Regions from separate parts of the Mus musculus genome. Here region 1 is linked to region 2. The links are chromatin loops, found by intact Hi-C in ENCODE. Cell type or tissue: heart. All regions are shown on one strand. Links, peaks and the distances in the headings refer to the core of each region. The heading gives the core; the rest is flanking DNA. Region 1 holds the start of Bhlhb9 (basic helix-loop-helix domain containing, class B9). Region 2 holds the start of Gprasp1 (G protein-coupled receptor associated sorting protein 1).

Region 1 (5,375 bases), core at 300-5,299, 140 kb after region 2:
AATTGTATATTGGGTATTCAGAGCTAATATCCACTTACCAGTGAGTGCATATCATGTGTCACCACTAATTTCTTAGCTCCAGCTAACCAGCATCATTTGTCCCAGTAGTCTCCTTCTAGTCTTGACTATAAGGCCAGAGACACATGGCCAAAGCTGCTGAGTTCTACTGCTTGCAGAACTGGAACATGGCTCCCTTGTTCTATTACATTATCAATAGCTTCCTCTTTACCTATTCCCTCACTACCTAAACTCTGTCATTGATCTTGCTCTGTAGTTTGACCTTCAACTCAGAGATCTGCATGCCTGTCTCCTGGGATTAAAGGTGTGTAACTCCATGCCTGGATTTAAGCTTTTCTTCAACTAGAACTTGCTCTATTTGAGGCTGGCCTTGAACTCAGAGATCTGCGTGGCTTGCTTTGTCTCCTGGGATTAATGGTGTGTACTACCATGCCTGGATCTAAATTTAGCTGGGTAGGATCTTTCCCCAGAATCCCTTAATCTGTTCACTCCTAGAGCACAGTATTAGGCTCCATTTCACTTCCTGGTGCTCCTTTAATACTTGAACTATGTATTTTATATTTTTCCTTTCTCAGCTGGCTAAGTTTGTTTAAGATGCTCTTCATAAGACTTAACCAGAGAACAAAATATATGATGTGTTTCTGAGACATCCTTTGTCAATGCAATTAATCTGAGTCTCTTCACCTTAGCCTCAGGCAGAGTCTTCAGACAATGGCAAAAAGTAGTCATATTCTTCACAAAATACCACAAAACAGTCTCTAGGCCACATATTGAAATTCTCCACTGAAACCTCTTGGGCCAGTTCCGCACAATTTAAATCATTCTCCGCGACAAAGTCTTCCATATTCCTACCAGAAAAACTCATTAAACCCCACTTAAAGCGTTCCAATGCTTTCAAAATGCAAAGTCCCCAAATCCACATTCTTCTAAGCAAAAGCATGGTCCGGCCTATCACAGCAATACCTTAGTCCCCTGGTACTAACTTCTGTCTTAGTTAAGGTTTTACTGCTGTGAACAGATACCATGACCAAGGCAACTCTTACAAGGACAACATTTAGTTGGGACTGCCTTACAGGTTCAGAGGTTCAGTCCATTATCATCAAGGCAGGAGCATGGCAGCATCCAGACAGGCATAGTGCAGGAGGAGCTGAGAGTTCTACATCTTCATCTGAAGGCTGCTAGCAGAATACTGGCTTCTAGGCAGCTAGGATGAGGGTCTTAAAGCCCATGCCCACAGTGACACACCTACTCCAACAAGGCCACACTTCCTAATAGTGCTACTCCCTGGGCCAAGCATATACAGACTATCAATGTAACATGTATTCAGGGACTAGTCATGTCTAATTCCTATTACAATAATTATCAATGGAGTGAAAGGACAGCTCAACGTTCACAATCCCTCCCTCAAAGGAGTAACACATATAGGATTCTTTGGGGATGCAAAAAATGGGTTTTCTACTTCAATATAGAAAACGTTGAATCCGCACATCTCCTTCAGTGGGGCAGGGGTATGATGGCATTGAATGTTTTGCATCCTCTCTTATGACTCGTGTCCTTTTGCCTACCTCTGTCTTTCCTTGCTACCTAAAGCTACCTTCTCTTTGTCTCATTTATTAAATTTTTGGATTTTACCCACACTTCATCTGTTTGAGAGGAGTTACATAACCTGATACTTTTCTCTTTTATTCTCTTTTATTCCATTTAGGGCTAATTCTATTCAAATAATTTTACTATATTTGAATAATTCTATTATAGTGTTAGTTAATACATAATTTGTATCACATCAGTTAATAATATATTACTATCTAAAATAAAGTATGGTTTTCAGAAAAAAAAGAACAAATTAAAATCTTTTAAAATATTGGTTTTTCTGACCTACAGCAAAAAAAAAAAAAAAAGTGTGATTCTTCAGCAGTGGAGTCTTAATAGCCAAAGGATGTGGCAATAGCTTCTGTTGTTTTAGGTGCCACCGGGGCAATGGTTCTCAACCTTCCTGATGCTTTAATTCAGTTCCTTGTCTTATGGTAACCTCCAAGTACAAGATTATTCTCGTTGTTACATCATAACTGTGATTTGGCTAATGTTATGAATCATAATGTAAATATCTGATATGCAGGATATTTGATATGTGACCCCTGTGAAAAGGTCATTCAACCCTCAGTGAGGTAGCAACCCATAGGTTAAGAACCACTGCTCTGAGGCCCCTTTAACCAGTAACTCGCAGTGCTTGGTACTGGGATTTTTATTTAATAAGTCGTGTCTTCTGAGAGCAGCAGCCTGGTCCACCCATGCAGGGTACCTCTGTTCAAACTCCTTTGTCTTCAAATTATATTTTAAAATTCGCTTGCATGCTAGTTGTTTGCTTTAAGGCTTCTTCATACATTCTATGTTTGGGTTGACCTATCACCTACTCTGTCCCAACCTACTCCCACGCCACCTCCCAGTTCTTTTATGTCATATGTGACTAGATGAGTTTTTAGTCCAAATAAGTCAAAGGAAGTAAAGTGACTTTTACCCCAGACCTCTGGTTGGTTTTCCAGGGACAGAAGTCTGGCTTTACCCTGGGGGCAGCGATGTAAGCTGCAATGGTTGCTCCCATTTCTTTTCCTCTAGGAACTCCATGAAGCATTGAGAGAAAAACATGAAGAATCAAGAGTCCTCTCTGCAGACTGTTGCTAGGCTACCTGTTCCCTCTCTAGCTGCAGTACTAAAAGCCCTCCTCCCTTTCTACTGGCGTCAGAAGCTACGAGAGAACTGAAGGGTAGCAAGAGATGGAGTGCAGGGAGGGGCTGGGGGCCAGCAAAGCCCAGCTTCCTACTGAAGTACAGGAGCACTCAGTATCCCTCCGCTGCTCCCTCCTGTTCCACATCTCCAGACCACCTTCTCTCCATAGTCCCCCTCTCCAAAGCCCTCATAGACTCTAGATTTCAGCCATCTCACACACTGTTGTGGCACCCCCCCCCCAAAAAAAAGTGGTGGTGGTCTCTGGTTAGGGTGAACAGGGGTCTGCAGACGCCTACGGGTGCAACCCACCTCTCCAAGAGGAGTGGGGCTGTCTGGCCCCGCCCACTCCGAGTCGGAACTACAGTGGGTCCAGGAGGGGGCGTAGAGCCCCGTGCGCAGTATCCCTCCGCCCCCTTCCCGACACCCTCGAGGTGAGCTGTGCTTGCCGCATCCTGCGCAGCCCCTGCCTGTTTGGTGCAGAGACGTAGGGGCGGGACACGTCTCTGCCATTCCACTCGCGCGCAAAGCGGTGGGGGTTCTGTGAGAGGATCCGCCGAGGACAGAGACCAGCCGGGAGCAGGAGGGGGACGCGGGGGAGCCCGGACACCTGGGCCGTGCGCCTGGCCAGGCAAGTGGAGGTGTGTCGAGGGCTCCGAGTGGTCGCACACTGAGGACCACTGCCCGGCCCTGACAGTCCAGTGAAGGCCAGCAGGTCGCGGCCTCCCTGGAGTGTGCGCGGTGCTCGGAGACCCCAGGCGGTGGGGAGGAGGAAGCGGGAACCCGAACCGGGCCCCGGGCGCAGGGTGGCAGCCAGAGTGTCTTGAGTCTGAGGGTCTGGAGGCCTGCAGAGCAGATGGCCTGGCAGCAGGCTTTTCCCCCCGGCCCTTTTTGGTGTTTGGGCCCTGCAAGGGTTGTGGGGGAGGCGACTATGGGAGAAATGGCGGCGCGGAAGCTGGGGGTGGTGCCCCTTGGAGGTTGCTGTTCATGGGTTGGAGGCAGGTGGCCAACTCTGGTGATGGTTCAGCTGTTTGGTGAGTCGCCTTTCTACCTGGGCCCTTATTCCAGAAAGGGATCCATGTGCCCTGCATCGTGGGTGCTGTCTCTTCCCACAGACTCCTGCTTGGTGGCAAAGTCTCTTGTCAGGGTGGTAGAGGTAGTGTATTCTGGGGAAGGTGAAACATCATTAGAGGGGCGATTATGAAGATGTCAGAACATAAGAATGAAAAGTTCATCTGCCTTCAATACAGGATTGTTTTATTGCCCTCTGTATTTAGACTCCTGTACCTAATTTACTGCAAGGAATTGGTCATAATAAGGAGTTGGTCATATATACAGAACTCCTAGCTATATAAATATTATGACATTGTCCTATCTTTTATATTCAGGATCCATTTTCTCAACATTTCACCTTGAACATTTGTTTTAATGTTCGAATGGACTTAAAGTAAAGAAGAACTTTTTGTGCAGGTGGGTGTTCAATTTAGAATATTTGAAATCACTATTGGAGTTAAGTGTCTCTTTCTGGGACCCCCATATATCATCCCCAACTTTTTGTTGTCCCTCATAGTTTTATACAGCAGCAGTACGGGGTGGGGGGGGTGGGGGGGGGTGGGATGCAGTTTCTGAAGGTAGCCATTTGGGTCACACATGGGAGCTGATGGAGATCATGTACTTGGTTCCTAATTCTTTAACAGAGGTATTTGAACTTGGGTTTTGGAAATCTGCCCATAAACCTATAATTTTATACCATGGTCAACATTTTTTTTAATATTTTCCTCAATATCTTTTGCTTTCTATGTAGGTCGACTCTTCTCCAGCCAGAGGGAAGAATAGCATCTCCCGAGCATCCTGCTTTGTGGTAAGACTGGCATTCATAGCACGTGAGGCAAGATCTAGCTATACAAAGGGAGGCTGGTATTTCAAACATGACCTTGGAATTATTGTTTTCATTAGCTTCCCTGCCTTCTTCCCAAATATAGTTGCATGTGTTCCACTATCTACTTTTATACCTTGTATTTTTTCCTCAGACAAAGAAATTTAGTCCCTGAATGGGAAAATGCAAGACTTTACCGTTAGGAGGATGCATATTCAGTCAGATTACAGGTCTTGAGCACATATGAGGGATAGTTAGGGCAGGGCTGACAACATGTGGGAGACATTTAATAACCCTGAGTATACAGAAACATGTGCTGTGAACCTTTTTAGGGGAGTTCTGTCAATCCTTTTAGTGGGATTGTTGTTGTTGCTGTTGTTCCTGGTGTTGCCTTCTGCCTCTGCCTTTTTCATCCATAAACCTGTTTCTTTCTAGGTTCTTGTAGAGCAATGTTTCTCAACCTGTGGATTGTGACCCTTCTGGGGCTAGGGGTAGGGGATCAAATGATCCTTTCATAACAGTTACGTATCAGACATGCTGCATATCAGATATTTACATAACAGTCCATAACTGTAGCGAAATTACAGTTATAAAGTAGCAATGAAAATAAGTTTATGATTTAGGTTCAATACAATGTGAGGAACTCTTTTAAAGGGGCGCAGCATTAGAAAGATTAAGAACCGCTGCTGTAAAGACTTGTAAGTAGTTGTTCACTTAGAAGGTAAGCAAGAGAACAAGACTTTATTAGGGTTCTAGGTGA
Region 2 (5,375 bases), core at 208-5,207:
TTTAAAGATACATTAAAGTTAAAAGGCTTACTAGGGGAAATGATAATGGCATTCTGTCGATGCGCCAGTAGCCAAAAAGACCCTGAAACTGGAAAATGGTTTGAGTGGATTTATCCAGAGTTGACCACTACTTCCTGTTTTCTCTTTCTTTCTTTCTTTCTTTCTTTCTTTCTTTCTTTCTTTCTTTCTTTCTTTCTTTCTTTCTATTAGATATTTTCTTCATTTACATTTCAAATGCTATCCCAAAAGTCCCCTATATCTTCCCCCCACCCTGCTCCCCTACCCACCCACTCCTGCTTCCTGGTACTATTCCTGGTACTGTACTGGGGCATATGATCTTCGCAAGACCAAGGGCCTCTCCTCCCATTGATGGCCGGCTAGGCCATCCTCTGCTACATATCCAACTAGAGACACAAGCTCTGGGGGGTACTGGTTAGTTCATATTGTTGTTCCACCTATAGGGTTGCAGACCCCTTTAGCTCCTTGGGTACTTTTTCTAGCTCATTCATTGGGGTCCCTGTGTTCCATCCAATAGCTGACTCTGAGCATCCACTTCTGTATTTGCTAGGCCCCATCATAGTCTCACAAGAGACAGCTATATCAGGGTCCTTTCAGCAAAATCTTTCTGGCATATGCAATAGTGTCTGGGTTTGGTGGTTGTTTATGGGATGGATCCCTGGGTGGGGCAGTCTCTGGATGGTCTTTCCTTCCGTCTCAGCTTTGGAACTTGTCTCTGTAACTCCTTCCATGGGTATTTTGTTCCCTATTCTAAGGAGGAATAAAGTATCCACATGTTGGTCTTCTTTCTTCTTGATTTTCTTGTGTTTTGCAAATTGTATCTTGGATAGTCTAAGTTTCTGGGCTAATATCCACTTATCAATGAGTGCATATCATGTGTGTTCTTTTGTGATTAGGTTACCTTACTCAGGATGATGCCCTCCAGTCCATCCATTTGCCTAAGTTAATACCAGCCTTATTTATAATAGCCAGAAGCTGGAAAGAACCCAGATGTCCCTCTTTCTTTCTTTCTTTCTTTCTTTCTTTCTTTCTTCCTTCCTTCCTTCCTTCCTTTCTTTCTTCCTTCCTTTTTCTCTTTTCTTTCCTTCTCTCCTCTTCTCTTCTCTTCTCTTCTCTCTCCCTCTCTCTATCTCTCTCTCTTTAACTGTTTTTAGGGCCCTGGGCTGGCCCATCTGGAGGGACCACTACCACCTATTTTTTACAATTATGTTTTATTGAGCCTCCCACCAAAACTATTTTCATCTTGTGTCCTGGGTCATGAAGATGGTCTGTCTGGACTGACCATCACCACCTAGTATTGTTCCTTATAGGCTGGTTATTCCTTCCAAAAGTTAACCTCCTGCCTCATGACATTATCAGGTTTTCTGATAATGTAGACTGGGACTGAGGGGAAACCATGCACTTTTATTAAGGCAATTTCAAAATTACAAACATCCCTGAAACAGGAAAAATGTCTCTCATCATAATCTACTAATGTCATAGCTCAGCTTAGAGTTGAGGCATACAGGACTGATGGGCTGGGACATTTCTAAGTGGTATACATGTTAGAAACACTTTCTGATTCTAAGGCTTATTTTAATTAAATTTATGTTCAAATAGATAATACAAACATGAGGCCCAGCATTCAAGATGCAAGGACTTATATAGTCAGAGATTTAGGGGGCAAGAAACGTGAGGGAACAAGCCCGGAGAAATCCACAGAGCAGGGACTGGTGTTGGTCCACGGGTACAAAGATACTTTGGTATTATGTCTTGTCAGTAAGAAGATTCTTGTTTTCCCAGTGCCTAGATTAAATCCAAGCCACTGCACCTTATGGTAGTGAGGTCATCCTGGAGTAGAACTCGTCTGCACAGTTCTTTTTCTCCCTGTTTTTCCTCTATCCTTACTTCATGTTATCTAAAACTATTTCAAAACAAGAAACATGCCGGACAATAAGAGCAAAAGATTTCAAGGGGTGGCAACAGGAAACATAAAAAGGGAGATTGAAAAACAAAACAAAACAAAACAAAAACGGTCTGGCAGCAGAGCAGTTTTCCATAGGTTCTGCCGCTGCAGCAAGAATTTTATGCAAACAAGCCCTTACAGGTGCATCACTGGCGGATTTTGCTTGTAGAAGGAACAGTTTAGAATTTGTTGGAATAAATGAGAATTTTTATTTGTAATTTCAGCGTTGAGAACCGCCCCACCCCCAGCATCGTTTCTACCTTGAGCCCCTCCCCTACCTAACCAGCTCACTTCAGTGGGCGGTGGGTTTAGTGAGGAACGTGTAAAAACACTAGAATTCTTTGCTATCCTTCCGCCCGGTAAGGCGGCCGCTTTTTCTTCTGACGCCACAGCGTGAAAACCGCATGCATTTCGAAATGGAAAGACATGTCTAAGAAGGAAGCTAAAACCGACATTTGGTAATCGCCTGCTTGCGGGTGCTTGGCGCGGTTTTCCCTAGTTCGGGATCAGAACCTAAGTGTCGCAGTGTGCGCCACAGTAGTATCACTCCGCTTCCCTAAGCCGGAACTCCTTAAATAACTCTAGCTCCTCCCTCTGCGGGCCTCCGTAATGACGTAGCCGCGCCTAGTGCGTCCCGGCGGATGTAGGTAGCTATGTAGTCGCTTCGTGAGGGACCGGAGAGAGGAGTGGGTACCGAAAGGTGACAGTAATTTGCTAGTCATGGCCCTTCATCTTGTCCTACATCCCAAGCTCCCGGCAAGCCCCTAAATTACAGTCGCCGCCATTGCCTCTGCTCCCTGCGGCGGACTGCCGACGGCGTTTGCCTGCCTCCTTTCTGTGTGGGAAGGCGCCGCCGGAGAGAACGCACCTAAGAAAACTGCCTTGGATTCAAGCAGAACAGGTCAGTAAGAAGGAGGGCATTGCTTGGGGTTGTGGTTGCGGGTTCCATGATTGGTGCGGGATTGGTGACCTGATTTTAGGGGGCGAGTGTTGGGAAGACAGACTAGGGAGGATGAGAAAAAGCTATCTACGTTTCCAGAAACTCGCTTCATCACGTTTGGGAAGGGAGATGGATGCAATGGCATCATCTACTGGGGAGATGGCGTACTTGTCAGAGAAAGGACTACCACCACTGATGAACGCAGTTGTCTGAGGAGCCTTGAGAATCAGGAAGGAGATACACAAAGGGGTTATAGATGTGGGAACATTAAATCTTGTGTTGGGTGTATTCGAAGATTGCACATTCTTATCTGACCATTAATTAACCATATCTTACTCAGTGCGATTTCATTTGATTTGGGGCTATCACACATTCATTTGTGTGGATAGATTTTGTGCCAAGTTTGCATTTCTCCACGTTTCAGGGCGGCAGATCAAAAGGGGAGGGGAGAAGATAAACAAAACTGACCTGATTTCTGTACTGTGGGAGAAAGCTGCAAGACTAGGTAGGGTTCTAGAATAATTTCTACATCTCCTCTTTTCCAGCCTTCCAGAAATGCCCTCCGCGTTACCCCAACTATGTTGCAGAATGTGATAGGTTTGTGTGGGTGGGTGGGGGATAATCATAAGAATGTGTAAGAAAATTGAAAATGATACTTTTCATTATTTCCCCAGCTTCCTGTTATTGTCAGGCGTTTCATCCCTACTGCTACCAGTACGACCAACTGTGCAGAGATGATTTAGTTGTCCCTTCATGGAAATGATCAGGCTTTAAGAATATAGCAGAGGAACGTGGAGATTTGGGGGTGTCATGGGGGGATGACAAAAAGAAAGGGAATCAGAGAATTCTTTACCAAACAAGTATCTGTATCCAGCAAGCATTTATTCCGTAATTACTGTTTCCTAAATTATACTCAGTAGTGCTGTTCTCATGTTTGTGGATTTCCATTGATAGACACATCCGGAGGGTTGTATAACTTGGCTGTTGTGAATGTTTGTAAAATAACTGAATGTGAAGCTAGGAGATAATGAGAAGGCAATTGTCCAGATTCGAGGATTAGTGTGAAGACAGACAAGGATCACTGAGACTAGAATGTCACACCCTTCTGTTTTGTCAGTTTCTCGATGACCTCTAGCTGGTCTGTGGATTCACTTAGGAGTCTTGGTCTAACTCTAGAGATAGATGCAGGATGGGAACATCTTCCTTTAATCCCCTCTTTCCTGTCCTGCTCTAACACTTCATTATCAACCGATTTTTCAACTAAGGGATTACCGAAACAGTCACTCAAGAAGACAATGGAGGGCCCCAAGGGAGGAGGAGGAAGAGGAGGAGGAACAGCTTTGAAGCTGGTTAATGGAAGGAGAGGAAGACCAGGAAGGGAAAAGCTAGACAAGCTTCTCTGAGAAGGCAAGAATAAGGGCCAGGAACCAAGGTCTGTATCCCAAGAGCTGAGTTTCTCTGTCCTCTTTATCTATCTATAGGTTTGCCAGATCTGCTGCAGGGCTTGTCGCCAGTGGAAACAGAGAAAGGAGGAAACAATCCCTTGGCAAGAGCGCAGGTTAGTATGAACGTGGGGACTCCTCGAGTAAGACCTATAGTATGGAACAGTAAAGATTTGGTTGGCTCCAGCCTAGGTCAGCAGATAGCCTCGGAATTTTGCAGCCTCTCGTGTCCATCCAGCTTTCCTATTCTTTCTGCCCTTATTGGTGTCTGCAAAGACAAATTGGTAGCACATGAAGGTATAGACAGTGGGTGAACTGAAAGGAGGAGTTGGCTCCTTGTCTCCTTCTTCCCCATAGAGCACTGAATTTCCATACTTAACTATGTCTCTGTGCTTATCAGCATGAGAAGAAAGCAAATTGGAAGAGACTTAAAGCCCCATTTCCTTCCTCCACCCCTAGGTCCAACTTCAGTGACAGATCTGATGGCCTTGGAGTGGCTGAAGACCACCACCCTCCACAGGCCTGCGCCCCAGCACAGCTATCCTTTATCTTGAGTGAGCTTCCTCAACATGCTGTCTATATGATTGGCAGAAACTGTAGTTGGAAAGGGGCTGAATGACTACTGGACTTTATATGAAAACACCTACTTGGGGCTGACTTTCGGGCAAGGCTGAGACAGGGGCATATTTATATTAAGCTTTGCCTTTCTCTCGAACCATGATTGGCTCTAAAACTAAAAGGAAAGCTAGAGAAGAGTCTGGGGCTTCCTCAAAACCTGGAACCAATAGCCCTGCCAATGCTAAAGGAAAAGCCAAGAATCAGACCACTAAAGCCGTTAAGGCAGAACCAAAAGAAGAATGGGGGAACCAGGCTGAGGCTAGGGATGAAGCAGTGGCCAGGACACAGCCAGCCATTTCCACTGAGCCCAAGACTGTGACCTGGAAAGTAAAAAAAAAGAAAGATAAGACTAATGCTAGAGTCATGGCTCAGGCTAAGACAGAACTCCCGGCAGGGCCTGCTTTAGTGCCTC

What was found. Hi-C counts contacts between places; a loop is a spot of excess contacts. Peaks named below come from ENCODE experiments on the same cell type or tissue, not always from the same donor. Only the 100,000 strongest peaks of a DNase experiment are listed, where the experiment ranks them.
Region 1: it touches region 2 in a loop (5-fold over the local background); 1 of 42 quality-filtered maps calls a loop at or near these places.

Annotation. Positions count from the first base shown.
Region 1 is chrX:135,882,718-135,888,092 of GRCm38, forward strand. It overlaps Bhlhb9 (basic helix-loop-helix domain containing, class B9), which reads left to right and starts at 3,134. Exons shown (of 5, transcript NM_001098222.1): 1 at 3,134-3,370; 2 at 4,128-4,209; 3 at 4,544-4,600. In heart, for the core only: a CTCF peak has its summit at 3,159 (motif pointing right); a DNase peak (open chromatin) is centred at 3,194; H3K4me3 peaks cover 1,585 bases; H3K27ac peaks cover 1,702 bases.
Region 2 is chrX:135,740,115-135,745,489 of GRCm38, forward strand. It overlaps Gprasp1 (G protein-coupled receptor associated sorting protein 1), which reads left to right and starts at 2,578. Exons shown (of 11, transcript NM_026081.5): 1 at 2,578-2,864; 2 at 4,385-4,461. Armcx5 (armadillo repeat containing, X-linked 5) reads left to right here and starts at 2,578. Exons shown (of 4, transcript NM_001009575.5): 1 at 2,578-2,864; 2 at 3,449-3,500; 3 at 4,385-4,461; 4 at 4,805-5,375. The coding sequence starts at 5,063. In heart, for the core only: no CTCF peak of the experiment used is centred there; a DNase peak (open chromatin) is centred at 2,567; H3K4me3 peaks cover 1,874 bases; H3K27ac peaks cover 1,342 bases.